Linked DNA regions of Mus musculus: all the other regions are linked to region 1. Evidence: chromatin loops called from intact Hi-C (ENCODE). Cell type or tissue: left cerebral cortex. All regions are shown on one strand. Each heading gives the region's core, and the rest is flanking DNA. Links, peaks and the distances in the headings are about the cores only. Region 1 holds the start of Gng3 (guanine nucleotide binding protein (G protein), gamma 3). Region 2 holds the start of Nxf1 (nuclear RNA export factor 1). Region 3 holds the start of Mta2 (metastasis-associated gene family, member 2).

Region 1 (9,909 bases), core at 1,910-9,909:
GGGCAGCGCCGAGGCTACGACAACCGGGCCTACGGGCAGCAGTACTGGGGGCAGTCTGGAAACAGAGGGGTGAGTGCAGCTCTCCTTCTGCTCCTCCCTCTGGGCTGTGAAGCCATTCCTATTGACTTGGGGGAGCAGAGGGGTTTGGGCTGTTTTCTTAGGGCTTTAGGGTTTTGCCCACTTAATATGTTTATCTGGAAGAATTTAACCCGGGAAAAGAATTTACCCTGCTTACAGTGTCGAGATGAAATATTTCTTGTTCAGTAATGGGAAACTGGGGTGTACTTTTGAAGACCCATATATCGTCAACACTCCTCTCTCTCCTTCCTCAGGGCTACCGTAATTTCTATGATCGATACAGAGGTGACTATGAACGATTCTACAGTCGAGATTATGAGTACAACAGATACAGAGACTATTACAGACAATACAACCGGGATGTGAGTATTATCTTGGGTAGATTGAGGGTGAAGGGGACAGGACCCGCTGGATGGATGAGTGTCGTGCCTCTTCATCGTCAGCCAGCTCTGGCTCTAAGTGATGGGGTTTCCCTCTCTTCTAGTGGCAGAATTACTACTACCACCACCAACAGGACAGAGACCGATACTACAGGAATTACTACGGTTACCAAGGGTATCGGTGAAGCCCCTGCTGTTTTCGCCTGTCAGCCATGAAGCTGAATCTTTGGGGGTGCCAGGCACCCCCTAAAACACAACCAAGGAAAACAGGGGCTGTCGGGGTGGGGCTGAGCTGCCAGGGAGGGGTGGTTGGGGGGAGGGTGTGCAAGTAGGGGTGGGGGAGGGGGGAGTGGAAACAAAACTGTACATTTTTTTTAAAGTTTGTTGAAAAAAATATTGTCTTATTCTATAAAACATTTCAAACCTAGTTAGGTTATTTGTAATCAAAAAAACCGTTTGCACAGAAAGCAGCACTTAGAGCTGCCTATTCTGTACCCTGCAGCTGGATAGGAAAAGAACTAAAAATGACACCTCCAGCATTCTAAGACAGGTGGATTGGTAGCCCAGTAAGGGAGAGTGTTGTGGGGAGAAGGGGAACAGCATGAGGGAATCTGCTAGCAGTTAGGAGCGGAAACAGAGGAGACAGGAGCAGGGGCAGAGGGGGTGCCTGTGAACAGGGCAGTGGAAATAAACAATTGGCTGTTATGAATCACTTGCACCAACTAACCGTTTGTATTTTCTTTACCAACCTTTCCTTCTTGGGCTATTGAGGTAATAGATTGTCCACTTATATTGTGCCTTTGTGCTGTCTGCCTAAGGCACAGAGACTGCTAGTTGGGTGGTTCTAGTATATAGGATTCCCAGGCCAAGGGGGAACGGGGGCTCTTGGGGACTGCAGAGCATAATACTTTGTCCCTATCTATATTATATTCAGTAAATTCCTATAAAGTCTGGAGGAGGGTGGGAACACAGCCCTTAGTCTGAAGATGGTGATTTGCCAGTCCCTAGTCTCTGTCTTCCTAGTTGATAGAGGCAAGAGATCTCTGGAATCATTTACTAATATTGCCTGCCTCTTACAAGTGTGAGGGAAGGAATGATTCTCAGGGTTTCAGCTCACAGAAACGCAGCAAGACTTTTGTTTACTGCGTCAAGATATGTATATAGGTGAATCCTGTGGTGTGGGCTGTCAGGCCCAGGTGCTGAGAATTGCAACTATTTTATACAATGTAGGGGGCTCTGCCCTGCTGCTGTTTTTTGTTTTTGTTTTTGTTTTGATACACAGGTAGAGAGTAGAAAGGGGTTGTGGGGTTAGGAGGCAGCTCAGTTGGGCTGCAGAAACTTGGAAAGACTATGTGAATGTGTGTATGGGTGTGTGCAAGGAAACACCTTTTCCCAACTTGTTGAAACAGGATTCCTTCAAGGGTGCTTCCCTTCAAGTCCTCAGAGAGGCCTCTTATCAAGAGACTTCATTTGGGATCATATAGTTTGTAACTTTAACAACACCCTCCCAGTTCTTGACAGAATAGCTACAGGTTGCTGGGTTCAAGAATGTGAGCAGGATATAGCAATGCGCTTTCAATATTGATCTTCAATTTAAATCATCATCTTGCTTAGCTAAAAGCTTACTCAGCAACAGCATCCTACAACACTTCCTGGTGAGAAAATCTCTGGGCTGAGTTACTAGGACATACTTCACTTCCACTTCCTTGCCTGAGCAGTTCTCTTGTTTAAACTTGTGCTGAGATTTGAATCTTCCCTGTCCTGATGTCCTTCCCACGCAGGCAAGGCTTCTCAGGGTGTGCAGACCTCATTCTGAGTCCTGGTTTGTTAGGACACACCGTTCTGCTCAAGGACCTCTTTCCAAGGCTGCAGTGGGCCTGGGAGGAGAGAAGCGTGCTCATACTGTGTCTTTTCTATTGCACTTGTCCCTATGGTGCCACAGATGGGTTTGTGTGTGGCAGTGGGTGGAATGATTGCATGCATCTTTTGTAACTCGCTGGTATTAGAAAGGGAGTTCAAGAAAGCATTGTTTATAATGTCAGGGCAGGAAGATAGAAACTGGAGCCCAAAGAAATCCCCTTAGAAGAAGATTATGTTAGAATAGGAAACTTAATTTCCAGAGGCAGAAGCTGTCCCTTCAGATGTTTAGTCCTCCAACAAATAATACTTTGACGGTACTCTGTGATCTGGATTTTAGGTGGTAGAGCCCTCAAAAGTGCAAAAACTTAACACTGAAGTTTGAGGCAACATGGGTCAGAGAGTATACTCGCTGTTGATTTTCAACACCAGAAAAGTCAAAGTCCTTTTTTTTAAAAAAAGCTGTTTTTCTAGTGGAATGGAGAATGACACTGCCACATCCTTGTTGGGTCTGTTCAGGAGGTCTCCTGCATCAAAGTGGACGTCTGCATTTTGTTTCTGTCTTGTGTTTTTATTATGAAAAGAAATGTTATTGGGACGGGTGTGGGGTGTAGATTATGGTAATAAGAGGAATCCCTGGTTTTGTTTTCCTTAAAAGAGTTGTTTAGTGTTTTATCAGATGTCTGTTGTAGTTGTAGATGGAAAAGCTTGTAAACAAACAAACACCACATGGAGCCTGTAAATGTTTTTGCACAACCTGTAAAGCATTCTTGGAAGTGGCCAGTAAAAAAACGGGGGAGGGGGGTTCCATTTTTAAAAATGTAACTGTGTCATTGTTTACATATGTAACTCTTACCCTGTTCTCATTACACCATTCTGGCAAAAAATGTAGACACAGTAGTTCCAGTTTTAGAATAAATAACCATTTGGATTGAATTTTCCTATCTCCTGTGGCTGCACTGACTGGAATGATCATGGAGGTGTTTATTTTTAAAATGTATTTTTTCAAAATAATTTCTTTTGAGGCAGAATCTCCTTGTATCTCAGACTGGCCTGGAACTCTTGATCATCATGCCTTAAAACCCAAAATGCTGCATTTATACATGTTTGTCACTATAACCATCTTAATCACCTATTTTAAATTTTGGTATGTGCACAGAAGTGCACAGGGATCGAGTGTACATGCAGAAAATGGGGATATGAGTCACATGGTGGTCAGAGGACAACTTTGTGGAGTCTTTCTCCTATCCTTATACAGGTTCCAAGGACCAAACACAAATTGCCAAACTTTGGTGACATGCCAAGCCACCTATTTTTTAGTGCTTAGTTATCAAGATGCACTGGTTACAGCCGAGGATGGCCTCTGTATATGACAGCTGTGCTCTTCTCTACGCCTTCACTTGGGACTAGCTACATAGGAATCTGTCAACCTGGTGTGTGCTTAGAGTAACATCTTTATTTTTAATTTTATTTATATATACAAGTGTTTTACCTGCATCTGGGTCTACCACATATGCAGTACCTTCGGAGGCTAGAAGAGGGCATTGGATCCCCTGGAACTGCAGTGTCCCATGGTTGTGAGCTTAAATGGTGGTGCTAGGGCTGGAGACATGGTTCAGTGGTTTAAGAGCAGTGACTGCTCTTCCAGAGGTCTTGAGTTCAATTCCCAGCAACCACATGGCACATTACAACCATCTGTAATAGAATCGGATGCCCTCTTCTGGTGTATCTGAACCACACAACATTTAAAAACAAAACCATAAATACAAAATTTTAAAATAGACACACACAAAAAAAATCCTTTTAAATGGTGGTGCTAGGAACTCTGAATCCTGATTCTCTACAGCCAGTAGAACAGCCAGTGCTCCTAACCACTGAGCCATCTCTCTATCCCTCTTGTACTAAGATCTTGAGCCATTAGAATGGAAAATTTAACTCTTGGGCTCTGCTAAAATAATCAGTTAGATTTTTGATGTTTTGTTTATGAAATCCATTAAGTATGTGATATTACCTAAGAAGGAAAGTCTTCATTTTTCTATTGAATTTGAAGAATGAAAGCTACAGAAACTTTGTTTTGTGTTTGTTGTTTTGAAGCTGGGTATTGGCTATTGTAGCCTAGGCTGCAACCATACCAGGCTCAGGAGGACTTTGGGTTTTTTGCCTGTTAGCACGCATGAGCCACAGTACACCTGTGAAGATCGAAGGATGACTTGGGAGTCTCCTTTCTACCATTTAGGACTCAGGAATTGAATCCAGTCATCAGACTTGATGACAGGAACTTCTACCCACTGAACCATCTTAGGCTCCATTATTGGCATTTTGGAGCTGATTATAATTAGTGTTCAGCCTGACGTGATATCGAATGCCTTTGTCCTAACACTAGATAGGCCAAGACAGGAGAAATGCTATGAATTCAAAACCAGAATATTCCAGATCAACTTGGCCTACAGAGCAAGACCCTGTTTCAAAAACAACAGTAGCTTATACTGGTGTATGAATGTAATCTGAGCACTTGGAGTTGGGAGGCAGGAGGATCAGGAGTTCAGACCCTGTCTCAATCCACTGATGGTCTATTCCTAAGATTTATACCCATGAATGTTTTGTCTGCATATATCTGTGTGTACCATGCTTGTGTCTGGTGCATGCAGAGTAGGAAGAGGGCATTGGATCCTCTTGAAGTGGAGTTAAGGTCAGTTTGTAAGCCACCATGTGACTCCTTTGAGAACCCTCTTCTAGCCCTACTCTGAAACAGCTTACACCTTGTCTGTACGAGTTGCTAGGCCTGGTTCTCCTCAACCAGATAGTCACTCCTAATTTGAATAGGTATCAAATTGCATGAGAAAACTAAGATGGGTATTTTAGAGGATAAGGTAGGGCAAGGATTAACCTAATAACACATTTTAAGCACTTTTGGCTTTTTACCACATCTGAGCTGATAGAGATTAGTCTTTTTAGTCTCTTGCTACTCCCTGTGTACAGTTTAAGCATATACACATAGAAAAAAACATTCATTAGGTATTAGGCACCTATTGCATTCTAGACATTGTAAGCAGGCAGGGATTATAACAAGGATCCTTCCTGGGGTTTTCACAAGAAAGAAGGAGCAAAGGTTATAAAATACTGAAGTCTGCGTGTGTGCGCATGCACGCGCTCTAGAGAGAGAGTGTGCAGGGTACTCTTGTGGAGTCAGAAAAACTCTTGAGTTCTCCCCCACCACCTTGATGGTTGAAACTCACTGGGCCTGCAGTCAAACACCTGTACCTGTTCAGCCATTTGGTTATGACACCCAGGGAATAGTTAGACCTTCCTACCCAGAACGATTTGTCACCTAAAACTAGAACAGCCGGGCATGGTGGCGCACGCCTTTAATCCCAGCATTCAGGGAGGCAGAGGCAGGCGGATCTCTGAGTTTGAGGCCAGCCTGGTCTACAAAGTGAGTTCCAGGACAGCCAGGGCTATACAGAGAAACCCTGTCTCGAAAAACCAAAAAGAATAAAAACAAAAACAAAACAACTAGGACATTTAAATGTAGCCCAGGATCCAAAACATATATGTACGTTCACTCAGACCAAAAAGCTTCTAGGCGGTGGCCTGGATCCCCTAACCCTTTGCCGGGATCTCACTCTAGGAGGCATTCTTGAGACATGGTTTCCAGTCAGACGACATTCTGAACCCTTGTGATGTTTTCAGTTACCTTGAGGAGAAAATAAAAAAGCCCCAATTCAACAAGAAAACAAATTTATTACTTATTTAGATCCCACAGAGACCAAGGAACAGGGTGCTCCAAGATGGCCTGTTTAACACATTTGTGTTATTACATACACCTCAAAGGGAACCTCTACTCAGGCGAGATTCTTATGCAAAACTCACTCTGGGCTTCTTGGGTCCCAGTCCTAGTGACTGGTTGTTTTAAGTCAGGATTTCATTGTGTATTGTGTGTCGTCGTGGCTGGCTTGGAACTCAGAGATCCATCTGCCTCTGTGTGTGTCCAACACCTCCGGAGTGTTGGTCACCACACTGAACTTAAGAACCCATGACTGCTTTAGGTGTCTCCCCATCCCCACTCCCCGTGATTGGTCTCCAAAGCATGTCTAGTTCCAGATTCTATGGGACAGAGAACCTGACTCTGACTTTGAGAGGGCAGGGGCAGCCATTTTAAGACCAGAGGATCGCATAAGGGATCGTTCCCTATTGGGAACGCTGGGGACCGCCATTTTAAGAGCACCCTCGGCGCGTGCCTCCATGCGGGTACGAACAGGCAGCCGCCATCTTGGGCATTGGCTGCCGCGCCGAGTCGCCCTGTCCCGCCCCACGGCCTCTCGGGCCACCTCCCCCCGGGGCTGCTGTCCCTGGGCCTGCGGAAACCCACCCTGCTCGCCCTTGTGTGGTTCTCGCCGCTTACGTTGCGCGCTCGTGTGAATGCTCCGCGGCTTCTGAGCGCTCGTTTTAACAACCCCCCACTGGGGGCGCTCGGGCACCTTATACTTTGCGATCTCCAATCCTTACAATGTCTAACGGGCTCGACTGGCCCTGTTCCCTGGATATGGCAAGTGTATCGATTAAGGATCCTCTTTCCCAAGAACGCTAACACAGACGTTGTCCTCTGAGGCTCTGAATGACTTTATTCTTCAAATGCCTTTACCTTTCATAGCTCCAGGTGAGCACCCGGGCATCCCCCTCTCCATTGCCTGAACGGATGGATCACCGAGGGAAACAGGCAGGATTTTGGCAGTTTAGCGGGGTCCCTTTATAGATAGAGTAGAAGGTGCTTGGAGTTAGCCTGAAAGGGTGAGGAGATGGGGTAGACATGGGTAAGGAGGGCCTTGTGCTTCAAATAATCTCCGGGTAAATGCGGGTAGAAGTGATCTACTACAATTTCCAATCTAAGGGCGGGTCTGGGAGGGGGCGATGAGTTCAGAGGAGGTCCACCGCTCTTCAGAGGAGCGCACAGAAGAACTTCTTCTCCCGGAAGGGGTTCTCGGAAGTGGGCACAGGAGTGATGAGGGGGTCCTCACAAGCGTGGGCATCACAGTATGTCATCAGGTCTGCTGCTGCCTTGGACACCTGGAACCCAGCCAGGAAGGGATACATTAACCAGAATTCCTGAAAGGGACTGCAGTTCTCTTCTCCAATAGACTATCTTTTTGTTTCTAGTGCCCTTTGAGACAGCCCTCTCCCCCAACGCCAGTCCTCGGGAACAACTTTGCTGACAAAGCCCAGTTTCTGCCACTGACCTCAGGGTGTCAAGAAAAGAAGCATCTTTTCTTGGGGGGAGGGGGGAGGGGAGGGTATTGCAAACCCACAGCTGAGCCCTGAAGGGCTGATGGGAGCCAGGGTCGCACCCACCTTTATCCGGCACAAGCTGGCCTCAATCTTAAGCTGTTCCACCATCTTGCGTGCTTGACCAATACTCATAGTGCTGTTAACGGGGGTCTCCCCTTTCATCCTGGAGTAAAGACAGTCAGCTGAAACACTCAGCTCTTCACAACCACACACCTGGGATTGTGCCCCCATTCTCCAGTGGCCATCCCAGGTTTTTTTTTCTTTCTTTTTTTTTTTTTTTTTTAAGTAGGGAGAATGGAGAAGATAAAATGAAATATTCTCCTAACCCCTGGGTCCTGGTCATCAAATTATACAAACGATTTAAGGATTTTAAGTCTTTGAGCCAAATATGTTACCAGCAATGAAAGCCTCAGTCAGAAAGAGCCCCACCCTGATGAAATCACATCAGCCACCTGTCCCCCCTCAAGCCCTGAAGAGAAAAAAAGCTGCTTTCTACTCACCTGAAGTAACAGCAGCGGCAGCCAGGGATGTAGGGTCAGTGGGGAGGGGGCACCAAACCCTGCCTCAGATAGGTGCCCCACCCTGCCAGGACTTGGAGCTAAAAATATCCGTAGCACTGACAGTTAATGCAGAGAAGGTCACTAGAGATGCTCAGACGAGATCCTTGGAGGGGTGGTCTCAGTCTCCACAGCTTAAGTTCTGCCCAGATGGCTGGTACCTGAAGGATGAAGGATGCTAGAAGGAGCTGCTGATTCTGGCGCATACCAACTGCCTGGACAGTGGGGGAGTCAGTCTGCTGTTTGCATCCCCTGTGCACACCCTCACTGCTGCTCTCTCACTACCTGCCCCTGCCATTGTACAAGTCCTTAGTCTAAACTAGATAGCTCCCCAAAGGGCCTGAGGCAGAAGCAGGCTCCCCTCTCAAATGGGGTGGTCTGGGCCTGTGACAGCCCCTGCATTAGAGTCTGTCCCCACTGCGGAAGACCCTGCTCATTTGAAAGTCTGACATCAGCTGGGCTGCTGCTCCCCCACCCCCACCCCCACCCTGACACAGCACTTAGCACCTGAATCTTGGTTTCTTTCAGTGACCCACCGTTCTTCAGAGCTAGGAAAATGTAACACTCTACAGGTGATCAGCTTCTAGATCACCACTTTCTACCACGTGAGTGACGCGAGCTGGGAGACCCAGAGGTAACCCATCAGGAAGATAGCTAAAGAAATGATACATCAAAGAAGAGAAGCTGGGGCAAGAGAGACATGCAGAGACCAGATCAAAGGATCAGACAAAGACGAGGTAAGGCACCTTGCCACGAGAGTTAGTGTGAATGTTGTGAACACAGGTGGGCTTCTCGGAGTGGGGAGTAGGGTGGCAAGAGTTGGCACTGGGGAAATAGGGAATCGATTGGAAATTTTTCATGTAATTTGAGTGGATTACTACTATTCAAAAAGATGTGCATTGGCCTTGCCTCCTGGAGGACGTTATCCAGACGATGCCACCATCAGAAATCTAGTCTCATGGTTTTTTGTAGGGATTTTGAGGTTGGCTGCATCACGTGGGTCACAGAAGGTCAATCACGCAGCATAAAAACTGGAGACTGAAAGGGGTTGAAATGCCGCCACGCTTGACTAGCGGACGGCACCATCTGCGCACACAACACACAAGATTCAGATTCTGGCAGGGTGCAAGGCTCTCTGAGCTCCAGTTGGACTCCTACAGGCCCAAGGAACTCTACTGAATTTACAAAAAACAAACAAACAAAACAAAACAAAACAAAATCAGCATTTATTTCACACCTCCATTCAATCACACTGAAAAGACAGGTGGTAAAGGTATGGGCAGAGGGTTGTGGTTGAGGCCTGGAAAGGAGGACCAAGGAGTCCCAGACTGCGTTGGAGATTATAATGGGTCCTTTGGTCACTTAACTAAAGTGTAATGGGCAGAGACACTGGGGAGCAAAGCATTTTACAGGCTCTGCCCTCTATGCAAGGCTCAGCCCCTGTAGGCGATTGACAGTTGGGCGGGGCTTCCTCGGCAGCCGGAACTGCCTTCTGTATATTGCCTGGGCAGCGAGAGGCCGGTGAGTCTGCCTCGCCGCGGTGGCGATCTGGTGTACACCGCATTACCCCAGGGGTGGGCGCCGCAGCGTCGGCCACAGGGTGCTGTGCGGGGGTAGGGGTCACTTCCTCCGTGAGCGAGCACAGGTCCAGGCAGAGGAAAGAAACTCTTGGGAGGCAATTTTGACTGCTCTAAGGCTGCTGGCTTTGAGCCAGACTGGCCGGCTGTGCAACCTTAGGCAAGTCACTCACCTCC
Region 2 (9,909 bases), core at 942-8,941, 75 kb before region 1:
ATTCTTGTGTGTAGCCCTCGACCCTGCTCCTCTTGAGTTCAGTGCTAACGCAGAGGGTTTAGCTCCGGGACCGGGCCAGCGAAGAAATAGGAAGGCGGGGCCGGCCGATAGGCCATCCGGCCGGAGCTCCGGCCGTGGGCGGGCCTCGGAGGGCCTGGCCACGCCCCCGAGCGGCCGCCCTGCTTCTGCGCAGGCTCAGAGAGCGCGTTCACGTCCCGCGGCACCGCCCACATCCTGGGGACGTCGGCGGCGCGCGACGTGCTTCGCCGGATAAATGCGGTGGCGCCGGTCGTAGGAGAGATTCTGTCCTGAGCGCTAAGGCTCCTTGGCGTTTGGTGGCGTCAGGTTCTGCGCCTGAGCCCGCCCCTGTACCTGCCTGTGCCATGGCGGACGAAGGGAAGTCATACAACGGTCAGTGCGGGGCCTCGGGCCGGGAGGCGACGCGGTGGGTTGGGGTGGGCGGCCCTGGCCTAGGCCTCAGCCCGGGGGCGGGAGGCCGCGAGGAGCCCTACGTCCGTAGGTAGCGGTGGCCGCGCGGGCAGGGGGCGCGGGGCGCCGCGGGACCCAGGGGCTCCAGAGTCGCCCGGATTCAGGCGTTGGAGAACCTGTGGCTCAGGGGTGGGGTGACAAGATTCCTTTCAACTTTGAGGGTGGTTGATGCCTGTCAGTTCAGTTTGGCGGCCCGACTCTTCCTTTAAATGTGAGTCAGTAGTCGCTTGGTCGTGGGCTACCCTGGTGCCCTATTTTTCTTTTTCTTTTTGTGATACGATCAGTCTGTTCTTGTAGCTTGCTGCTTATTGTTTATCAAATTTCTAGTCGGAACACCTATCCTGACATGTTAATTCATTGTGGTGGTTAGGACACTATGACAGCTGAGGTTTGAATCTGGAGTTGGCTGTACTAAACCCGAGTGAGTTAAACTTTCAGGCCTTGTTTTCCGCCTCTTTCATGTGGGTACCTGTCTCCCAAGTTTGTGTGCATGTGCGTGTGCGTTTGTGTGCGTATGAAATAATTTCTACCAAGTGCCTAGAACACAGTAACTGGAGTGGGAATTTTCTTCCGTGAACCGTAGTTTCACTGTCTCTTAATGTATTCCTTTTTACTAGGGTTGCTTGGAGAGGATCGTTGTTTAGAGGATGCTAGATATTAGGTGGATTTCTTTGAAAGTTATACCTTTTTTGTATTTGTGTAATACTGATGATTTATCCAGGCCTGAAAAATAGCTACCCAATGAACCTTTATTTTAATTCAAATATAATTACTTGGTCTCCTTTCTCTAGCCATTCCCATTGTCAACTCTCTCCCCAAATTCATCCAACATGCAGAGCCCATTTAGTGTTAATGTGTATATATTTGTTTCTAAAGCTTACCATTTGGGATTGGATAACCATTTAGGGAATTCATCCCTAGGGAAGGCTAATTCTCCCTTACAGGGTCAGCCCTAGTATCCCAGGCTGGCCTCAGTCAGTCTCCCTGTGTCAGCTTCCCAAGTTCGGTATTGCATAGACTTTTACTTTTTTTTGGGGGGGTTGGGCTCCTAGAGTTAAACTCAAGGTCTGGCAAAAAGGAAAATAAATAGAACCAAGTGTAGTAGTGCACTGTTTAAGGTAAGAGGATCAGAGGTTCCAGGTCATTCCCTGTGTGCCAGGCCTTCTGTTCTCCCACAGAGCTATAGACAAGGAAGGATGAAAATCCCTTGTTTTTTCGAGACAGGGTTTCTCTGTGTAGCCCTGGCTGTCCTGGAACTCACTTTGTAGACCAGGCTGGCCTTGAACTCGGAAATCCGCCTGCCTCTGCCTCCCAAGTGCTGGGATTAAAGGCATGCGCCACCAGGCCCGGCTGTTATTTTTTTGAGATGGTTCACCAAGTTGTCCAGACTGACTTGAAGTTTCAAATTCTGCCTCAGCCTGGGTGGTGTGTGTGTGTGTGTGAAGGATAGGATAGGCAAGCACATTGTCAACTGGGCTATATCCTCAGCCCTCCTTTTATTTGTTTTGTCTACATATATGCAGACCACCCACTAAGAGAGACAGGTCTCAATCCTGGTCTGGCCTTGAACTCTGTAGTTCCAATCCTCTTCTTAAACAGTGTACTACCACACTTGGTTGGCTTGTTTGTTTATTAATTTATTTATTGAAACAGTGTGTCAATGAGTAGTTCTCTCTGTTCTAGAACTCAATGAGTAGACCATGCTGGCATTCAAAACTCAACAGTTCTCTGCCTGCCACTGTCTGGGAATAAAGATATGGGCCACTGTGTTTGGCTTCTTCCCCTTTTTAAGGCAGGGTTTTAGCTTATCTGGAACTCGGAATCCTCCTGCTTCAAACAATGGTTATATTGGAGAACATTCCCTACCTCCTTACTGTGGAACCTGCACCAGTCCCTGAATCAATAAGTCCCTCGAGGTGCAGGCTATTTTTGCTCAAAGAAACTAGCATTTCCCAAGTTCCGAGTGCAGGAGATGGTAGTTGTTTTTTGGGTTTTGTTTTGTTTTGTTTTGTTTTTCGAGACAGAGTTTCTCTGTGTAGCTCTGGCTGTCCTGGAACTCACTCTGTAGACCAGGCTGGCCTCGAACTCAGAAATCCGCCTGCCTCTGCCTCCCGAGTGCTGGGATTAAAGGAGTGCGCCACCACTGCCCGGCGGTAGTTGTTTTTAGGAGACTTTAAATACGTCCTATTTGTAAGAATTTTTTTATTTTTTGGGATAGAATCTCATGTAGCCCAGCATAGCTTTGATTTCTTGTGTAATTGAAGCCTCCATTTCCCAATTGCCAGGATTGCAGGTGGTGGCCATAACATCTGGTTCTGTGACCATCAACTGTACACATAAGCAAAAGAATATGCAAGTGGCAGATTTTAGGTGGTTTTCAGGAATCTGGTTATATTTTGGGGTTGCCCATACTTCCACATTTTAGTTTTCTTTGTAGGATCTGGTTTCTGGGTGGTTTTGGTTTTCTTTTTTCTTTAAATTCTAAGGTTTTTTTTGGGGGGGGGTAATTTTATACATGTACACAGTTGTAATTGTATTCACCTTTCATTACTCTTTTTTATTTTTACATATTTGTTTATTAATTTAATTAATTTATTTAATGTATAAGTGTTCTGCTGCATGTACACCTGCATGCCAGAAGGAGGCATCAGATTCCTTTATAGATAGTCATGAACCACTGTGGGTGCTGGGAATTGAACTCAGGACCTCTGTAAGAACAGCCCGTGCTCTACACCATTGAGCCATCTCTCCAACCCTACTCTTTCTATGTTTTTTTTTTTTTTCTATGTCTATTTTGTCTTATGTATATTTGTGTATGTCTGGTGCCTGCAGAGGCCAGAAGAAGGTAGTGGATTCCCTGGAATTAACTACAAAGTCAACTTCCATTCAGACTCCAGAGCCTGAGTTTAGTTAAGGTTGCTCATGAACTTGTGGGAAGACTCTTCCCTTCTGCCTTTTAAACTTTGTTTTGTTTAAAGACAAGACCTCAATCCCAGCACTCAGGAAGCAGGGGCAGGCGGAGAAACCCTGTCATGAAAACCCAAAAAAAAAAAAAAAAAAAAAAAAAAAAAGACTGGACTAAGACAAGACCTCATGTAGTAGCATGAGTTGATCTTAAATTCAGGGTGTAGCTGTAAATGACCTTGAAATCCGGATTCTCCTGCTGGTATTAAAACCATGGACTACTAACACTAAAATGAAAAGGGCTGTTTTTGTTGCTTGTCTGTTTATTTTGAGGAGATACTGAGGATAAAAGCCAGGTCATTGACTGTGATAGCCAAGCCTTCTATTACTGCCTCTGCCTTCCAAGTGCTGGGATTAAAGGCATGCACCACCACCACCTGGCTTGAATTTTCTTTTTTGTATATAAGTGTTTTTGCCTGCTTGTATGTCTTTGTACTATGTAAGTGCCTGGGGTTCCTGTGGAGGCCTACAGACAGTTGTGCAGTATAGTGGGTGCTGAGAATCAAAGCTGGTCCTCTAGAAGAGCAGCTAGCTTGTTTTCTTCCTTTCTTTCTTTCTTTCTTTCTTTCTTTCTTTCTTTCTTTCTTTCTTTCTTTCTTTCCTGTAAGTACACTGTAGCTGTTTTCAGACACTCCAGAGGAGGGCGCCAGATCTCATTACAGATGGTTGTGAGCAACAGTGTGGTTGCTGGGAATTGAACTCAGAATCTTCAGAAGAGCAAGTTAGTGCTCTTAACCACTCTGCCATCTCTCCAGCCCCCCATCCCCAACTAGCTAGTTTTCTTGAGAACATTATGACTAGCCCAATCACTAGCCCTAGCATGGAAGCTGATGAGAACAGATGGCGGAGACCCACATCCAAGGTGGAGCTTGGGCAACTATGAGGAAGAGGAGGAGGAAAAAGTGTAGGAGTCAGAAGAGTTGAAGACACCAGGAGAATTCAGTCCACAAAATCAACTAAGCAGGGCTCCTAGAGGCTCACAAGAGACTGAAGTGGCAATCACAGAGCCTACATGGGTCTGCACTAGGTCCTCTGCCTGTATGTTGTTGTGTTTAGCTTCAGGATTTTTGTAGGACTCCTATTGGAACGGGGATGTCTTGACTATTTTGCCTGTTCTTAGCACCTTTTTTCTCCTCCAGGGTTACCTTGTCCAGTCTTGATATGAGAGGTTGTGTCTAGTGTCATTGCATCTTACTATGCCATACATCTTGTTATGCCATGTTCAATTGCTATCACTGGGATACCTACTCTTTTCTGAAGGGAAACAGAAACAGTAGACAAAGGGTGGGAGGAGGGAAGTTGCGGGGGGGGGGGGGGGCGGGGGAGACTGGGAGAAGTGGAGGGAGGAGAGGCTCTAGTCAGAATGTTTTATATAAGAAAAGAATAAAAAGAAAAAAGTCATCTTGCTGGAGGTTGTGGCCCACACCTTTAATCCCAGCACCTAGGGAGGCAGAGGCAGATGGATCTCTGAGTTTGAGGCCAGCCTGGTCTACAGTTAGTTCAAGGATAGCCAGAGCTACACAGAGAAACCATGGGATGGTGGTGGTGTGGTAAGTCATTTCTCCAGCGCCTTGAGGTACATTCGCGACCCACTTATTTATTTATTTGTTTGTTTGTTTGTTTGTTTGTTTGTTTTTTCGAGACAGGGTTTCTCTGTATAGCTCAGGCTGTCCTCAAACTCACTCTGTAGACCAGGCTGGCCTCGAACTCAGAAATCCGCCTGCCTCTGCCTTCCAAGTGCTGGGATTAAAGGCATGTGTTACCACTGCCTGGCCTCTTGACCCTTTTATTTCCCAACATTTCTATAGTTTTCCAATAACTTGTTCACGATGTGGATGTAATAAAGAAAGTTCTTTGCTCTGGCTAGGGCATAGGCATCTCTGTGAAGGAACCTTTATAGTTCATATCTGTTTTTTCCAAGAGTACAGAGTACTAGAAACTGGTGCTCACACCAAGGTAACTTAGACCATTCATGCATTTACTAATTTCTGTGTCTGTTTCCAACTCCAGAGCATGATGACCGTGTTAGTTTCCCTCAAAGAAGAAAGAAAGGCCGGGGGCCTTTCCGATGGAAGTGTGGTGAGGGGAATCGTAGGTCTGGAAGAGGTGGTTCTGGTGTACAGTCTTCCCGATTTGAGGAAGATGATGGCGATGTAGCAATGAATGATCCCCAGGATGGCCCCCGAGTAAGATAGTAAGTGACCAATTAGTCTGCTTTGAATAGTGACCCACTGAATTATGTAGCCCTGATGTCTTTGTTGTGTCTGGTCTTACCTTGTAAAGTGATACTTGACAGAACCAATTTAGTAGCTGTAGTTTCACTAGCAGGACAGGTTCCTCTTCCCTAGTGTTTATGGAAATTTAATTCTGCTTCCCAATAGCAATCCCTATACCAACCGGCCTAATCGTCGGGGAGATGGTTGGCATGATCGAGATCGAATTCATATTACTGTACGGAGAGACAGAGCTCCTGCAGAGAGAGGAGGGGCTGGCACCAGTCAAGATGGGACCACCAAGAACTGGTTCAAGATTACAGTGAGTACTTGGAAGAATAGGTGATTCAGGAAACAGGACTAGACTCATTGAAAGTGTTTGACACCTCTCTCAAGCTCCTCGAATCCATTTTCTCGAACATTTACTCAACAGGGAAGTAGCATGCTAATCCATTCTTTCCTCAAATGAGTGTCTTAGAACATCTAAGAACAGAGTTAAGGATAGGCAAGGTGACATGTGAAAGGGAATCTGATAAGTGTGGTCAGGATGTAGCCTAACACTTAAGCTAAGAGTGATTCTAGGAGACGATGGAGTCTCTCGGGGACAAGTAAGACACACATGTCTTAGGACTTTTAGAATTAATACATTTGATATGTAGCCATGTTGTCTGAGTCATCTTGCCAGGAATAATAAGTATATGGAAAGGAGTTAAGGAATGTTTGTATCTCAAGTGGATACAAACATGTTTGTATCTCTTGTCCTTTCTTGAAGAGGGGGGGAAAAAAAACCCAGCTTTTCTAGCATAGAAGGGCTCTACCAGCCTCATGCATGTAAGCATGCTTTCTATCTCTGAGACCTCCGCATGCTAAATGCCTTCTATCACTCAGCCTTATGCATGCCACGTTAAGCATGCTTTCTGATAAAGCACTAGAAATACTTTCAATCTTGGCAGAAAATAAAAGGAGAACTGAAATATGCTGGCTTGGTTACATGTGTACCCTTGTCTCTCACTTCCAGATTCCTTATGGTAGAAAGTATGACAAAACGTGGCTTCTGAGCATGATTCAGAGCAAATGCAGTGTCCCCTTCAATCCCATCGAGGTAAGACAGAGTTAGACCTGAAAGGCTGTGGAAGGACCTGTGGACTCCAGATTGAATGTTGTTTGTTTTCCTTCTTCCAGTTTCACTATGAAAATACACGGGCCCATTTTTTTGTGGAGGATGCCACTACTGCTTCTGCATTAAAGGGTGTCAACCATAAGATCCAGGATCGAGAAAACAGAAGGGTATGTGGACAAGGGCCTGGTATGGCACAGTTGGTGCACTAAAAGGGACTAAGTCTTAGTGCTGGTGATTAGGCTGCCCTCAATTATGTTCCTGCCTTTCTGTCTTCTCTTCAGATATCTATCATCATCAATGCTTCTGCTCCACCCTACACTGTACAGAATGAACTGAAGCCCGAACAAATAGAGCAGCTCAAGGTAAGGCTGGCTCAAGTGACATGGTCCAGCAGACTTTCAATCTCCATCAGTGACGACTAAACCCTTCGTTTTCCTTCTTCTAGCTGATCATGAGCAAACGATATGATGGCAACCAACAAGCACTTGACCTCAAGGGGCTCCGCTCAGACCCAGGTATGACTGACAACAATGGTTCTGACTAATTGGAGAGGGGAAACAATTGGTCTTTATAACACTGGTATGGGCAAGACCTCTCAGACTTCCTTTTCTTTCTATTTGCTACAGATTTGGTGGCCCAGAACATCGATGTTGTTCTAAACCGCAGAAGCTGTATGGCAGCCACCCTGCGGATCATTGAAGAGAACATTCCTGAGGTGAAGCTTTTTTTTTTTTTAATTTTAATTTAATTAACTAATTATTTATTTATTTATTTTTGCATTAAAAATCAGGGTGAGATGTGTAGGATAGGATGAGATACAGATTTGCCCCGTGGTAACACATCTAAACTTTGTTCTGTTCCTAGCTATTGTCTTTGAACTTGAGCAGCAACAGGCTATACAAGCTGGATGATATGTCTAGCATTGTGCAGAAGGCGCCAAACCTAAAGACCCTAAATCTCTCCGGAAACGAAGTAAGACTGACATCTAGGGTGCTTTTGTTTTTAATAGTTAACTGACTATGGAGGTGGAGGTCAGACTGTGTTGGGAGTTGAGTCTTTCCTTCTACGTGGGTTCTTGGGCTGTGATGCTTATGAGGTGAGAGCTCCTGCCCACTAAGCCATCACACTGACCCTGCTGTGTTTCTGTGATGGTGGAGCCAGGAGAGTGTGGCTGGCCATAGTGGGAAGCAAGAAACAAAACTTAGGTAGGATTTAGAAGTGTGGGAATCCAGCTGCTATTCTTAGTAAGGTCTGTTTCTTCCCTTTTACTCTCCTCATCCTTCACAGTTGAAGACTGAGCGGGAATTAGACAAGATAAAAGGGCTGAAGCTGGAAGAGCTGTGGCTTGACAGAAACCCCATGTGTGACAACTTCGGAGACCAGTCCAGCTATATCAGGTCAGTTGTAGCCTCTGTCTCCCCTCCTGGGGACATTCACCCCTGGGAGGCTGAGCTCATGCACCCTGACCAGTGCCCGTCTACAGGAGAACATGCAGCCCTGAGCTGGAACCACCTGTTCTTTGGGAGGAGGATCATGTATTCCTTTCTGCCTGTCTGTTGTCTCCTAGCTCTGTCCCAGATCTCTTCTTTCTTCTCACCTGACTTCTGTTCTCTAGTTCTGGCCTTTCTCCTTCTTTCTTGAACACAGCCTTTTCTAGAATCTCCCTACCTGTTATTCCAGGAAGAGCACCTCCCCTTTTCTGTTCTGATGTGGAGGTGTCTTATATATGCCCTACCTGTGTGTTTGTCTTCAGCAAAAGCCTGGTGTGCTTAGGCTGTGAGAAAGTCCTTTCTTACTGGGGCTGTCTACTGAGACAGGCCTTCCTTTGTCCTTTCATGGTCCCTCTTGCCGTTGTACCAAGAGGGACTCTTTATTTTCATGATCCACTTAGCCAAGGCTGTGGCCTGGTCCTTTCTGCCCATGCTGATGTTGATGCCTCTTGGAGGCTGGTACCATGCTATTGGTCTCTCTTGCCCAGTGCTGTGAACTGGGCCTTTCCTGGAGAAGAAATCTGGGTTTCCCTAAGATGTGATCAAAGCCGGGGCCCCGCCAGCAGGCGAGGGGGATCCCAAGGCAAGTGCTGGGCGTGGAGGCCACAGGGGCATCTGCTACCAAGGAGACAGAGAAATGACCCTGTCGGGCACAGCCCCTCCCTCACTCGCACACCTCACAGTCACCCTGCTTGGCCCCGAGGATGGCTGGTTAGCCAGAGACGGGTAAGATTCCTCAGGGAAGGAACAACCTAAGACAGGCACAGTCGCAGAGGGGCCATCAGGAGAGAACTTGGGGGCCAACTGAGGTGGGGCACAGACCCTCACCCCCCCAACTCGGCAGAGGCCTGAATCCTCATGTCTTCTGAGGGAGGTTTCCTGGCCCCATGGCTACTTTACCTCCCACGCCCAGCTTAGACCGGGACCCAGAGAGCAGACAGAGACCTGGCCAACAGCAACTGCAAATCATTATAGGATTTATTCTTCATTTCTACCTTGGGACCACAGGAAAAGGGCAGCTGAAGGAAATGGCTGTTTCAGGAGGTCTTTCTTTCTGCCATTCTTTTCTGAATGCCTCTGCCTTCAGGTCTGTCCCTGTTGCTTTGCTTCCTCTTTGTCTCTCCATTTCTCTCTTGTTCCTGCCCTACCTTTCTCCATTTCTCTTTCCCTTGGTCTCTTTTCTTTCCTCCTCCTTGAGCCCTGTCTTGTTCATCTCCTTGCCCCAACATCCTGTGCCATACTTGTGGTGTGTTCTGGTCTTGGCGAAGGCCAGACCTGGCAGAACTGGTGGATACCTGGTGAGGCAGCGGAGCCCCTGGGCTCCAACCCCATTCCCTCCTCCCGGGGCTGCACAGGTGAGTAGGTGGAAGGTAAGGGGGGCAAGGTGGGGAAGGCAGCCCTAGGCTTAAAGCCTGGGCTGAGAGTGCCCTCCTGTGGCACTCGGGATCAGGCAGCAAGACAACAGAGCCAGCCTTCAAGGCAATTAAGAAGGGGGTGCCCCTGGTGAGGAGGGGAATGGGGGTTCTTGTCCCCATGTTTAAGTTGGGGAGGAGTGGGCGATAAGCAGGATGGGATGGGCTGTTCCTCGGGTTTTTGGTGTATTTGCTCCTAGAGCAGCCCAGGAGGCATGATG
Region 3 (9,909 bases), core at 759-8,758, 100 kb after region 1:
AGAGGCAGGCGGATTTCTGAGTTTGAGACCACCCTGGTGTACAAAGTGAGTTCCAGGACAGCCAGGACTACACAGAGAAACCATGTCTCAAAAGAAAAGAGAGAGAGAGAGAGAGAGAGAGAGAGAGAGAGAGAGAGAGAGAGAGGGAGGGAGGAAGGCAGGCTTAGGACTTAGATTGGCTGAATCAAGTGTCTTCTTTTTTTCAGAGTACAAATGACTCAGTCCTCGCTGTTGGCTTCAGCCCTCGTGACAGCAGCTGTATTGTCACCAGTGGGAAATCGCATGTCCACTTTTGGAACTGGAGCGGTGGGACAGGGGCTCCCGGGAATGGGCTCCTCGCCCGGAAGCAGGGTGTTTTTGGGGTGAGGTGTGGATGGGTGAGGCAGTGGAGAGGGAAGTGGGGCTAAGTGCTGTAGACTCTAATGCACCCCAGCACCCCAGCTATCCTGTGACATGTGTTGATTCTAATGTGCCCCAGCATCCACATCTGTCCTGTGACACCTGTCCTCTGCCCTCTCCAGAAATACAAGAAACCCAAGTTCATCCCTTGCTTTGTCTTCCTTCCTGATGGAGACATCCTCACTGGAGATTCCGAGGGGAACATTCTTACCTGGGGTCGAAGTGTCTCAGATTCCAAGACCCCAGGCAGGGGTGGGGCCAAAGGTATGTGGTTAGGGCTAGCATTTAGGATGTTTGTATCTCAGAAATTCTGTGGGAACAGAGCAGAGCGTTTCCTTTTACCCTGGAGAACTGATGAACTCCGTGGGGCTTTGTCTAGAAAGGTGGGGAGCCACACAGTAAAGGAGAGAAGGCTAGGGATTTGAATTTGTTAAATCTCAGGTTCAAAGTTCAAAGTTCAAAGGGCCTTTTTTTTTTTTTTTTTTGCCACTATTACTATGAGCTGAATTGGTAGTCATGATGAGGCTTAAAGAGTCTTCTGTGGGTGCTTGGGAGCTAGAGTTAGTCTGTGTTGTGATGCTCTAAGCTGCTCCTTTCTCTAAGAGCATGACTTACCTAGCCTTTACCAACAGAGACCTACACGATCGTGGCCCAGGCCCATGCTCACGAGGGGTCCATCTTTGCCCTGTGTCTCCGCCGGGATGGGACAGTGCTGAGTGGTGGTGGGCGGGACCGACGACTGGTGCAGTGGGGGCCCGGGTTGGTGGCCCTCCAGGAGGCAGAGGTGAGAGATGCGCTGGGGTCTAGGAAGGGATGGGGAGAGGAATGGTCAGTATGCTTTTGACATTCTGTCATTACTCCGCAGATTCCAGAACACTTTGGAGCTGTGAGGGCCATTGCTGAAGGGCTTGGCTCTGAGCTGCTGGTGGGAACCACAAAGAATGCATTACTGAGGGGAGATCTGGCTCAAGGCTTCTCCCCTGTTATCCAGGTTTGGAAGCTAAAAGCCAGGGCAAGTAGGGAAGGGAGTTTGGGGAAGAGCTGTGGTAACTCTGTTCTACTGCAGGGCCACACTGATGAGCTCTGGGGACTGTGTACACATCCGTCCCAGAATCGCTTCCTCACCTGTGGCCATGACCGGCAGCTCTGCCTGTGGGATGGGGAAGGCCATGCACTGGCCTGGAGCATGGACCTAAAGGTAGAGTCAGCTGCCCTTGATCTGCCACGCTACCCGTGCTCTGACTCCCTAATCCTGCCTTTCCTTCTGTGTCTGGGAGAACTGACTGTACTGTGGTTACAGGCTGTTCAGATATGAACTCTGTAGAGACTGGTAAGAGTGACTGACACCTGGGCGTTGCTGCTGCCTCAGACCTCATTTTGGTTCATCTGTAGCACTGCTAGGTGCTTTCGGTTTCTTCCCCTTACTAGGCTCTATCCCAGGTCTCTCATGCCTCCTTTTCTCTGGTTGCCTTGGGAGGATCCTTTAAAGTTACTAAGATGACAAAGTGACATCCAACTTCTCTTATTAGAAAGCCATCTTCTTTTCTTTTTTTCTTTTTGTGTGTGTTTTGTTTTGTTCTGTTTTTTTTGTTTTTTCAAGACAGGGTTTCTCTGTGTAGCCCTGGCTGTCCTGGAACTCTCTGTAGACCAGGCTGGCCTCGAACTCAGAAATCCACCTGCCTCAGCCTCCCAAGCGCTGGGATTAAAGGTGTGTGCCACCAATGCCCGGCAAACTTTTATCTTTAATTAACATTTACATAATACTCAGTTTTGACTGTGACCTAGGCTCTTTCCTCCCCCAACACCTTGATTTCCATCTGAATCCTCATGTCTCTAGAATTTCAGCTTATACTTTCATGTACGTTCTACTACCCCTTCCTCAACCCCACCCCCTGAAGTCTCTCTCCTGATCTCATGGGCCCCTTAGAAAAACCATTTCTTCAATTTACCTTTTTTTCTTCCCAGGAGACGGGTTTATGTGCTGACTTCCACCCAAGTGGGGCAGTTGTGGTTGTAGGACTGAACACAGGGAGGTGAGAGAATGCCAGACCTCCTAGGAAGAAAAGCAGGGAAGTCTAGGAAGGGTTCTTGGTAACGGGGACAGGGACAAGAGGTGACCAAGGCTAACTAAAGTGTTGAACCACACCTTTCGGGTGCTTCTCTGTAACCCAGGCCTCCCCTCTCCTGCTGTCACCAAGTCTTCCCCATGTATACTCTTCAGTCTGGTAGCAGCCCAGGATGGGGAAGCAGTGGGCTTGGGAGGGGTGGATGTGGGTGGGCGAACAGGGAAGTGCCAGGCTGACTGACTCCACAAGGTTTCTGTGGTTGGCCTGGTCTGCAGTTTCTGACTTCTTTCTCAGGAGACATCAGAAGCCCCTCAGCACTTCTATGCCCTTAGCCTCATCCCATCCCCCAGCCTCCTTCCAGACACCACAGCCTGATATTCTGTCTTCTTGCTGACTCTTTGCTCAGAGCCTCCCTGGGGGTAGGCTCACATCTTGCCTCCTTGCTTCCTTCCCTTTTCCTTTCAGGTGGTTGGTTTTGGACACAGAGACCAGAGAGATTGTATCCGATGTCACTGACGGCAATGAACAGCTCTCAGTTGTCCGGTACAGCCCAGGTGGGAGCCACCCCCACCCTGGACCTGGGTCCTGCTCTGGCTCTTCTTTATCTGAATAAGTTTCTTTGTAGATGGGTTGTACCTGGCTATTGGTTCCCATGACAACATGATCTACATCTATAGTGTTTCCAGTTGTGGCACTAAGTCCAGCCGCTTTGGCAGATGTATGGTAAGGATGCTGGGGTGGAAGGTGGGATTTGTTAACTGTGGGCACAGTAACAGGGGTTTGATGCATTAAGGGCTAGCCTGGGGATGGGAAATGGTAGCCATCTTGTCAAATTCTTGACTCTTATTCCCCAGGGGCACTCCAGTTTTATCACTCACCTTGACTGGTCCAAGGATGGGAATTTCATCATGTCCAATTCTGGGGATTATGAGATTCTTTACTGTGAGTGGCAGGGAGATGGGGATCATTTAATTTTTTTTTTTTTTTTTTTTTTTGCATCAGGCTGGCTTAGAATTCTCTATGTGGCCCATGCTGTTTTTGCATTTGTCATCCTCCTAATTATGTCTCCTAAGAGATTATGTGGGTGCCGACAGGAGGTTTCTAGTCAGGAGGGCTGATGGTAGTAGAGGAACATCAAGCAGAGGGGCTGATGTGGAGGGAAATGGAGGTTGGAATTGGACATAGGGATAACCCGGTAAGTAGGTAAGCTACAGTTTCACACTCTATCTTCTCCAACAAGAACTCAAGGGAGTTGAAAAATGGACCAGGCATTGTGGTGCATGCCATTAATCCCAGCACTGGGGAGGCAGAGATACGTGGCTGGATCTTTATGAGTTCAAGGCCAGCCTGGTCTACATAGTGAGTTCTAGGGCAGCCAAGGCTGCATAGGAAGACTGTGCCTCAAAATACAAAACAAAGGAAAGGCCAGGCGTGGTGGCGCACACCTTTAATTCCAGCACTGGGGAGGCAGAGGCAGGTGGATTTCTGAGTTCAAGGCCAGCCTGGTCTACAAAGTGAGTTCCAGGACAGCCAGGGCTATACAGAGAAACCCTGTCTCGGAAAACCAAAAACCAAACCAAAACAACCCCCCCCCCCAAAAAAAAAAAACCAAACCAAAACAAACCAAAACAAAGGAAAAAGCCGGCTGCACCAAGAAGACAGTGCTTTAGGATAGCTCCTTAGGGCAAGTGGGGGAGGGGCAGCTGATGAGAAACTGTTAGTGCTTTATCCAGAGGCTCTAGGCATGTCTAAGGCTACATTCTCTGTTTCTGAGACAGGGTTCCCTCTGTCACCTGCGTTTGTAGACCAGGGTGGCCCCCAACTCAGAGATCTGTCTGCCCCACTAGGACTGGGATTAAGGATCTGCACCATCATGCAGGCCTAACTTAAAGCCAAGCCAAGTCAGTGAGAACTTGGGAAGCACACAGTGGGGTTCATAGTGGACGCTATGCCTATGATCAGTTCATGTCGTCAAGTGAGGGAAGAATGACGGCTGAGTAGGCGATTTCCACCTAGGGGATGTGGCTGGAGGCTGCAAACTGCTGAGGAACCGCTATGAGAGCAGAGACCGGGAGTGGGCTACCTATACCTGTGTGCTGGGCTTCCACGTCTATGGTGAGCCAGGATCTGGAATCCGTTAGGAGGGCTGGGGAAACAAGGAAGAACCCATTCTGCCCTCAGAATCCTGGGCGTGTGCCACCTCGGGGTGGGGGTCATAGTGGCAAATCCAGGCTAGGAGGCCCCTTGGGATTGTCTGGAGCGCAGTGGCAACCTGAAGACCTGAAACACTGCAACTCTAGGTTGTGGTAGCAGCCTGACTCAGGCCACCTGTTGTGTTAGGTGTGTGGCCTGATGGCTCTGATGGGACAGACATCAACTCCCTTTGCCGCTCCCACAATGAACGGGTGGTGGCTGTGGCAGACGACTTCTGCAAAGTACACCTCTTTCAGTACCCATGTGCTCGAGCCAAGGTGAGGCTTCAGGGGACCATTGGGCCCAGGTGGGTAGGTTTGGTACCCTGCCATTGCTGCAACCAGTTGTTTTTTTTTTTTTTTTCTCTCATCTAGGCGCCAAGTCGTATGTACTCAGGCCATGGCAGCCATGTGACTAGTGTCCGGTTCACGCACGACGACTCATACCTTGTCTCCTTAGGTGGCAAGGATGCTAGCATCTTTCAGTGGCGAGTGCTGGGGGCAGGGAGCTCTGGGCCCGCTCCTGCCACACCATCTAGAACGCCCTCTCTGTCCCCTGCCTCCTCCCTGGACGTGTGATTGATGCTGGATGGTCTTGTCCCTCTGGTACTGTGGTCTGGCCCCACCCTGGCCAAAACCCCTAGGACCAAGGACAGTCTTTTCCTGTGCTGGCTTTTTCTTTGACTTCATACATTCCCAATTGCGCATTTTTCTGGAGGGGCTAACCACCCCACTGCACACAAAATAACAACAGACTTGCTGGCTGAGCCAGGCAACCCAGCTCCGACACCCTCTGCTCGGTGAGGGGCAATAAAAAGAAAAAAGTAACTGCCTGGTGCTTTTGTGCGGCGGGTCCCCTCAGGGGCCCAGTTGTGTTAGGATGAAAGAAAAAAGTGCAGGGCGGGAAGAGAAAAGGGAGTTCAGACCAAATATGCAAATAACAGGCAAAGCGGCTTGCAAATAACCTCAAGAAGAGTGAGGGCGCGCGCGCGCCTTTCGACGCCACTGCCGGGGAGCTGCTAGGACCCATAGTGCAAAGAGTTAATTCCGGCTCCTCACCGCCCTCAGGGGCGGGGTCGAGCTGCAACGGAAATAACCGAGCGCGAGGCCGCGGCTGAGCGAAAGGAGCCGAGTTCCTTCCGGAAGTGGCCGATCTGCGGGGTCTTGCTCTCCGACCTGAGCCGAGCGCTGGGCCTTGTTCTCCGGATCGGCCGAAGGTGTTCCGGAAGGAGGCGAACCCGGACGCGGGCAGGGCAAACCTTGCCAGCGGTTGGCACCGCACGACGTCTGCTGGGACTCGGTGAGGACGCTAGGAGCTGGAACCTCACTCCGGTCAGGCAGGAATCGAGCTCGTTCCGGAAGAAGCCGAGTAGACCGGAGCTGGCCTCGGTGTCCCGGCGTGAGGCTATAGCAGTGTCGTCGTCGCGCGGGCAGTGATGAGCCGCGGCGGCTGAGCGAGCAGAGGTGCCGGCTGCTCGGGCCCCATCGACACTTCCGCGAAGCGTCAGCCACGCGCTGGGGGCTTCGTCTGGAGCTGAGCTTTGCCCCCGCGAGCCTCCGGGACCTCTTTGTGTGGCCGGAGGCGGCGGCGGGAACGGCCATGGCGGCTAACATGTACCGGGTGGGAGGTGAGTACCCTGAGCGGAAGAGGCTGAGGCCGGGATCAGGGAGACTCGGTGTCCGCAGGCGCGGGGGAGCCACATCTGGGGTCGTGTGGGCCGCGGCACCGACCGGAACCGGAATCAAGAGCCATGGTTCCGCGGCGGCGACGCTATCGGGCGCAGAGTCTACCGCAGAGGCTTACCTGCAGCCGTAACGGTGCTCTTGAGACCTGTGACTGGATCGCCGGGCTGGAAGTGGCCTTGGCTTTGGAAGGGGCCCGAGTGACCCACCGTCCGGCCAGCCGCGCTAGGGGCTAGGCGCGCAGGGGTTTTCTTTTCTGTGGCGGCTTGTGCGTTCGCGAAGGTGGGGCCTGAACAGTTTACTCAATTCTCCTATACAAGGATGCAACTTGAGTGCAAAGTTGTATGGACTCCAGGGAAATTCTTGTTCTTGTTTCTTAAGTCTCACTTTTGAGTGAAGATCTGACTTTAGAACTGGGTGTTGCAGGGGTAGGGGGTAAAAACTCATTTCCTTTTTCTTCTTTTTTCCTTGTTTCTTTTTAGACAAGGTTTATTCTCTGTGTAGTCTTGGCTGTCCTGGGACTCATACTGTAGACCAGGCTGTCCTCGAACTCAGAGATCCGCCTGCCTCTGCCTCCTGACTGCTGGAATTAAAGGTGTGTGACACCACTGCCTGGCAAAGTATTTCCATAATATCTCTTTTCCTTCCTTCCTTTTTTTTTTTTTTTTTTTTCTTTTTTTCTCTCTTCTCTTCCCCCACCCCCCATTTCCTTTTTGAGGCAGGTTTCCCCCTTGTTTCTTTTGAGACAAGGTTTCTCTGTGTAACCCTGGCTGTCCTGGAACTTGAGCTGTAGACTTGGCTGGCTTTGAACCAAGAGCCTGCTTTGGTCTCCCAGACTGCTGGGATTAAACGCATATGCCACCACTGTCCAGCTAATGACTAGTACTTATTTTCTTAACTCTCTCCTCTTGCTCATCTCCACTTCATCTCTATCTAGAATTTTGTCTCATTTTGGTCCACACAGAGCGACTTTTTCATCTGGGTGCCCTCTCCTCTGATCCTCTTGTTTCTTCCCCACCTCCTACAGATTACGTCTATTTTGAGAACTCCTCCAGCAATCCTTACCTGGTTAGACGGATTGAGGAGCTCAATAAGGTGAGTGGAGTTGGTTTTTTTTTTTTTTAATGATACAGGGTCTCTCTATTATGTAACCTTGGCTGCCTGGAACTTGCTGTGTAGACCAGGCTGATCTTAAACTCATGGAGACCCTTTTCATTGGTTCTGAAATTATCTTTGAGTATTAAGTCTTTACTGCTAAGTTTTTCTAGCTCTTCTACTTAGACCCTTAAGGAGATATTGCTTTTGACTCTGCGCACTTCCACTCCCCCACCTCCCCCCAGCACCTCCACTTTCTTTTGTTGTTGTTGTTGTTTTGTTTTGTTTTGAGACAGGGTTTCTCTGTGTAGCCCTGGCTGTCCTGGAACTCATTTTGTAGACCAGGCTGGCCTTGAACTCAGAAATCCGTCTGCCTCTGCCTCCCGAGTACTGGGATTAAAGGCGTGCACCACCACACCCGGCATGCATCTCCACTTTCAAATGGCCAATTTTCCTTCTCGGTTTTTCTCCCTCCTTTAGACTGCAAATGGAAATGTGGAAGCAAAGGTTGTCTGTCTTTTCCGGCGAAGGGATATTTCTAGTAGCCTCAACAGCTTGGCTGACAGTAATGCTCGTGAGTGTCTTCATTCCTTACCCATCTCCCTTCCCCAGGATCTGAGGACTAGACATGTTCCTGCAGGTGTTTCCCCTGGCAGCATGCCCAAGGGAGGGTGTGAGTTTGGGGGGGGGTGGGAAGTGCCTGGTCTGCGGAGGGAGGCCTGTTGTTACACGTTGGGGTTGGAAGCAGGGCGGGCAGACCATGATAAGGAAAGCCAAAATGAGGCTTATGTGTGTGAGTGGAGAGATATTTAGATAGGAAATGAAAAGAGCTTTAGAGAAGCAGGCACTCGGGGACATTTTGGGTACTTTGGGACAGTGGTTAGTGAGTGATGGCCAAGGTGAAGAGGAAGATACTGTTTTGAGAAGTCTGCATAACAGAGAGGCTTATGCTGTAGTCTGGAGGCGATGCCAAAACATTAATAGAGATGATAAGCTAGGAGCAGTTCTCTTGGACTTCCCTGCCTTCACCATTTTTCCTCTCCATTCCAGTTAGTGTCATTTTTACTTATTTTTGCTTTGTCTGCATTTTCTCTATGATCTTTATATTGTAATTTTTTTTCACTTAGTTTTATCTTTTTTCTTTCCTTTTTTTTTTTTTTTTTTCTTTGTCAGGGTTTCTCTGTGTAGCCCTGGCTGTCCTGGAACTCACTCTGTAAATCAGGCTGGCCTTGAACATAGAAATCTACCTGCCTCTGCCTCCCTGGTGCTGGGATTAAAGGCGTGTGCCAGCACTACCCGCATCACTTAGTTTTCTTTTAACTCCCTTTTTCCCTCCTAGATTCTTTTTCAGGCTGCAGTCATGAAAGGGTTAATGAACTGGGCCTACCAAGTTTCCTGGCCCTTTGGGGTTTCCGGCTCCATCTGGCAGGGGCTGACCTTGGCCTTATCCAATCAGAAGGGGTAGGGGTGTGGTTCTTTTTGCCCTACCTCTGGGTTTTCCTAGAGCACAGAGAGACACGGACACCCCCACCCCAAATCTGTACCCCCATTTTTCAGGGGAACAATGCACCGATGAGCATGTGCCTGAGGTTTCTGTCTTCTACTTTGGTTGGCACTTAGCCAGGTTAACTGTTTCTACGGAGATTTCAGTGCAGGCCTCTTGGTGCCTCTTGGTGAGGAAGGTGTTGGCACTGGTTTCAGAGTTGCCCTTCTTGAAAGCCCACAAACTATTATTAGCCAAGTAGAAAGAGAAGGAGCATTAGGTTGCATGTGATGTTTCAGACACAGCAAGGAGTCCTGAAGTATGAAGAGGAGCTGGTAAATAAACAGCGACCATGTGTGCTATTTTTACTTCTTCTTAACTGGATTTTAGGACCTCGGACTGGTTGTGCAAGAAAGAGCTAAATATGATGTCACACTGTATTATGGCTCTGTTTGTGCTTTCTGCGTGTTGGCAGCTAGGGTTGGGTGCATTTCTGTGGTATCCTTATACTCTCACAGTATAAGGATGGGATAATTCCTTTGACGGAATTAAAGAGAGGATGGAACATCTACACTGAGGTGTAAGGCCGAAAGGGGGGGCTGGTAGGATAAGAGTGAGCTGCCCGAGGAAAGCAGTGCTGGGCAGCAGCTGAGGTAGGCTCTCCTTTACCAGACTAGCTAGCTGGCTAAGGTACCTGTTTCTGAATTAGTTTATGACTTGGTTTTTCCTCACTATTCTAGGGGAGTTTGAGGAGGAATCAAAACAGCCAGGGGTCTCCGAGCAGCAGAGACATCAACTGAAGCACCGAGAGCTTTTTCTTTCTCGGCAGTTTGAATCATTACCAGCCACCCACATAAGGTATAGGACGATCAGGGTCACTGTGGTCTATGTGCCCTTGTTTAGAAGATGGAGAGAAGGGGGTGGTGTATTGGAGATGGCAGGTAAGGAGGGCTGCTCATCCAGGACTTTTGGGTTTGTCCTTTTTCTTAGG

The links. Peaks named below come from ENCODE experiments on the same cell type or tissue, not always from the same donor. Only the 100,000 strongest peaks of a DNase experiment are listed, where the experiment ranks them.
Region 2: it touches region 1 in a loop (2.3-fold over the local background); 5 of 42 quality-filtered maps call a loop at or near these places.
Region 3: a loop joins it to region 1, with 2.0 times the contacts of the local background. A loop is called at or near these places in 5 of 42 quality-filtered maps.

The regions. Positions count from the first base shown.
Region 1 is chr19:8,830,893-8,840,801 of GRCm38, forward strand. Hnrnpul2 (heterogeneous nuclear ribonucleoprotein U-like 2) reads left to right here. Exons shown (of 14, transcript NM_001081196.1): 12 at 1-69; 13 at 333-440; 14 at 563-3,250. The coding sequence ends at 643. It overlaps Gng3 (guanine nucleotide binding protein (G protein), gamma 3), which reads right to left and starts at 8,354. Exons shown (of 3, transcript NM_010316.3): 1 at 8,099-8,354; 2 at 7,662-7,761; 3 at 6,037-7,379. The coding sequence starts at 7,760. The coding sequence ends at 7,251. Bscl2 (Berardinelli-Seip congenital lipodystrophy 2 (seipin)) reads left to right here and starts at 6,575. Exons shown (of 12, transcript NM_001136064.3): 1 at 6,575-6,972; 2 at 8,684-8,892. The coding sequence starts at 8,818. In left cerebral cortex, for the core only: CTCF peaks have their summits at 6,755 and 9,265; DNase peaks (open chromatin) are centred at 6,596, 6,729, 7,334, 7,660 and 3 more places; H3K4me3 peaks cover 3,942 bases; H3K27ac peaks cover 4,113 bases.
Region 2 is chr19:8,756,849-8,766,757 of GRCm38, forward strand. Nxf1 (nuclear RNA export factor 1) reads left to right here and starts at 255. Exons shown (of 21, transcript NM_016813.2): 1 at 255-411; 2 at 5,464-5,647; 3 at 5,835-5,988; 4 at 6,685-6,768; 5 at 6,849-6,953; 6 at 7,068-7,148; 7 at 7,232-7,301; 8 at 7,413-7,501; 9 at 7,651-7,758; 10 at 8,074-8,183. The coding sequence starts at 384. 1700023D09Rik (RIKEN cDNA 1700023D09 gene) reads right to left here and starts at 121. Exons shown (of 2, transcript NR_132423.1): 1 at 1-121. In left cerebral cortex, for the core only: a CTCF peak has its summit at 4,102 (motif pointing right); no DNase peak of the experiment used is centred there; H3K4me3 peaks cover 569 bases.
Region 3 is chr19:8,936,098-8,946,006 of GRCm38, forward strand. It overlaps Eml3 (echinoderm microtubule associated protein like 3), which reads left to right. Exons shown (of 22, transcript NM_144872.1): 11 at 207-362; 12 at 522-663; 13 at 1,032-1,183; 14 at 1,265-1,390; 15 at 1,466-1,597; 16 at 2,365-2,432; 17 at 2,931-3,019; 18 at 3,091-3,188; 19 at 3,320-3,407; 20 at 4,482-4,580; 21 at 4,806-4,936; 22 at 5,033-5,485. The coding sequence ends at 5,236. Mta2 (metastasis-associated gene family, member 2) reads left to right here and starts at 5,823. Exons shown (of 18, transcript NM_011842.3): 1 at 5,823-6,285; 2 at 7,368-7,435; 3 at 7,916-8,009; 4 at 9,659-9,776; 5 at 9,909. The coding sequence starts at 6,258. It overlaps Gm10353 (predicted gene 10353), which reads right to left and starts at 6,293. Exons shown (of 4, transcript NR_165499.1): 1 at 4,555-6,293; 2 at 2,349-2,452; 3 at 1,015-1,202; 4 at 1-709. In left cerebral cortex, for the core only: a CTCF peak has its summit at 5,682; DNase peaks (open chromatin) are centred at 5,775 and 6,318; H3K4me3 peaks cover 2,198 bases; H3K27ac peaks cover 1,230 bases.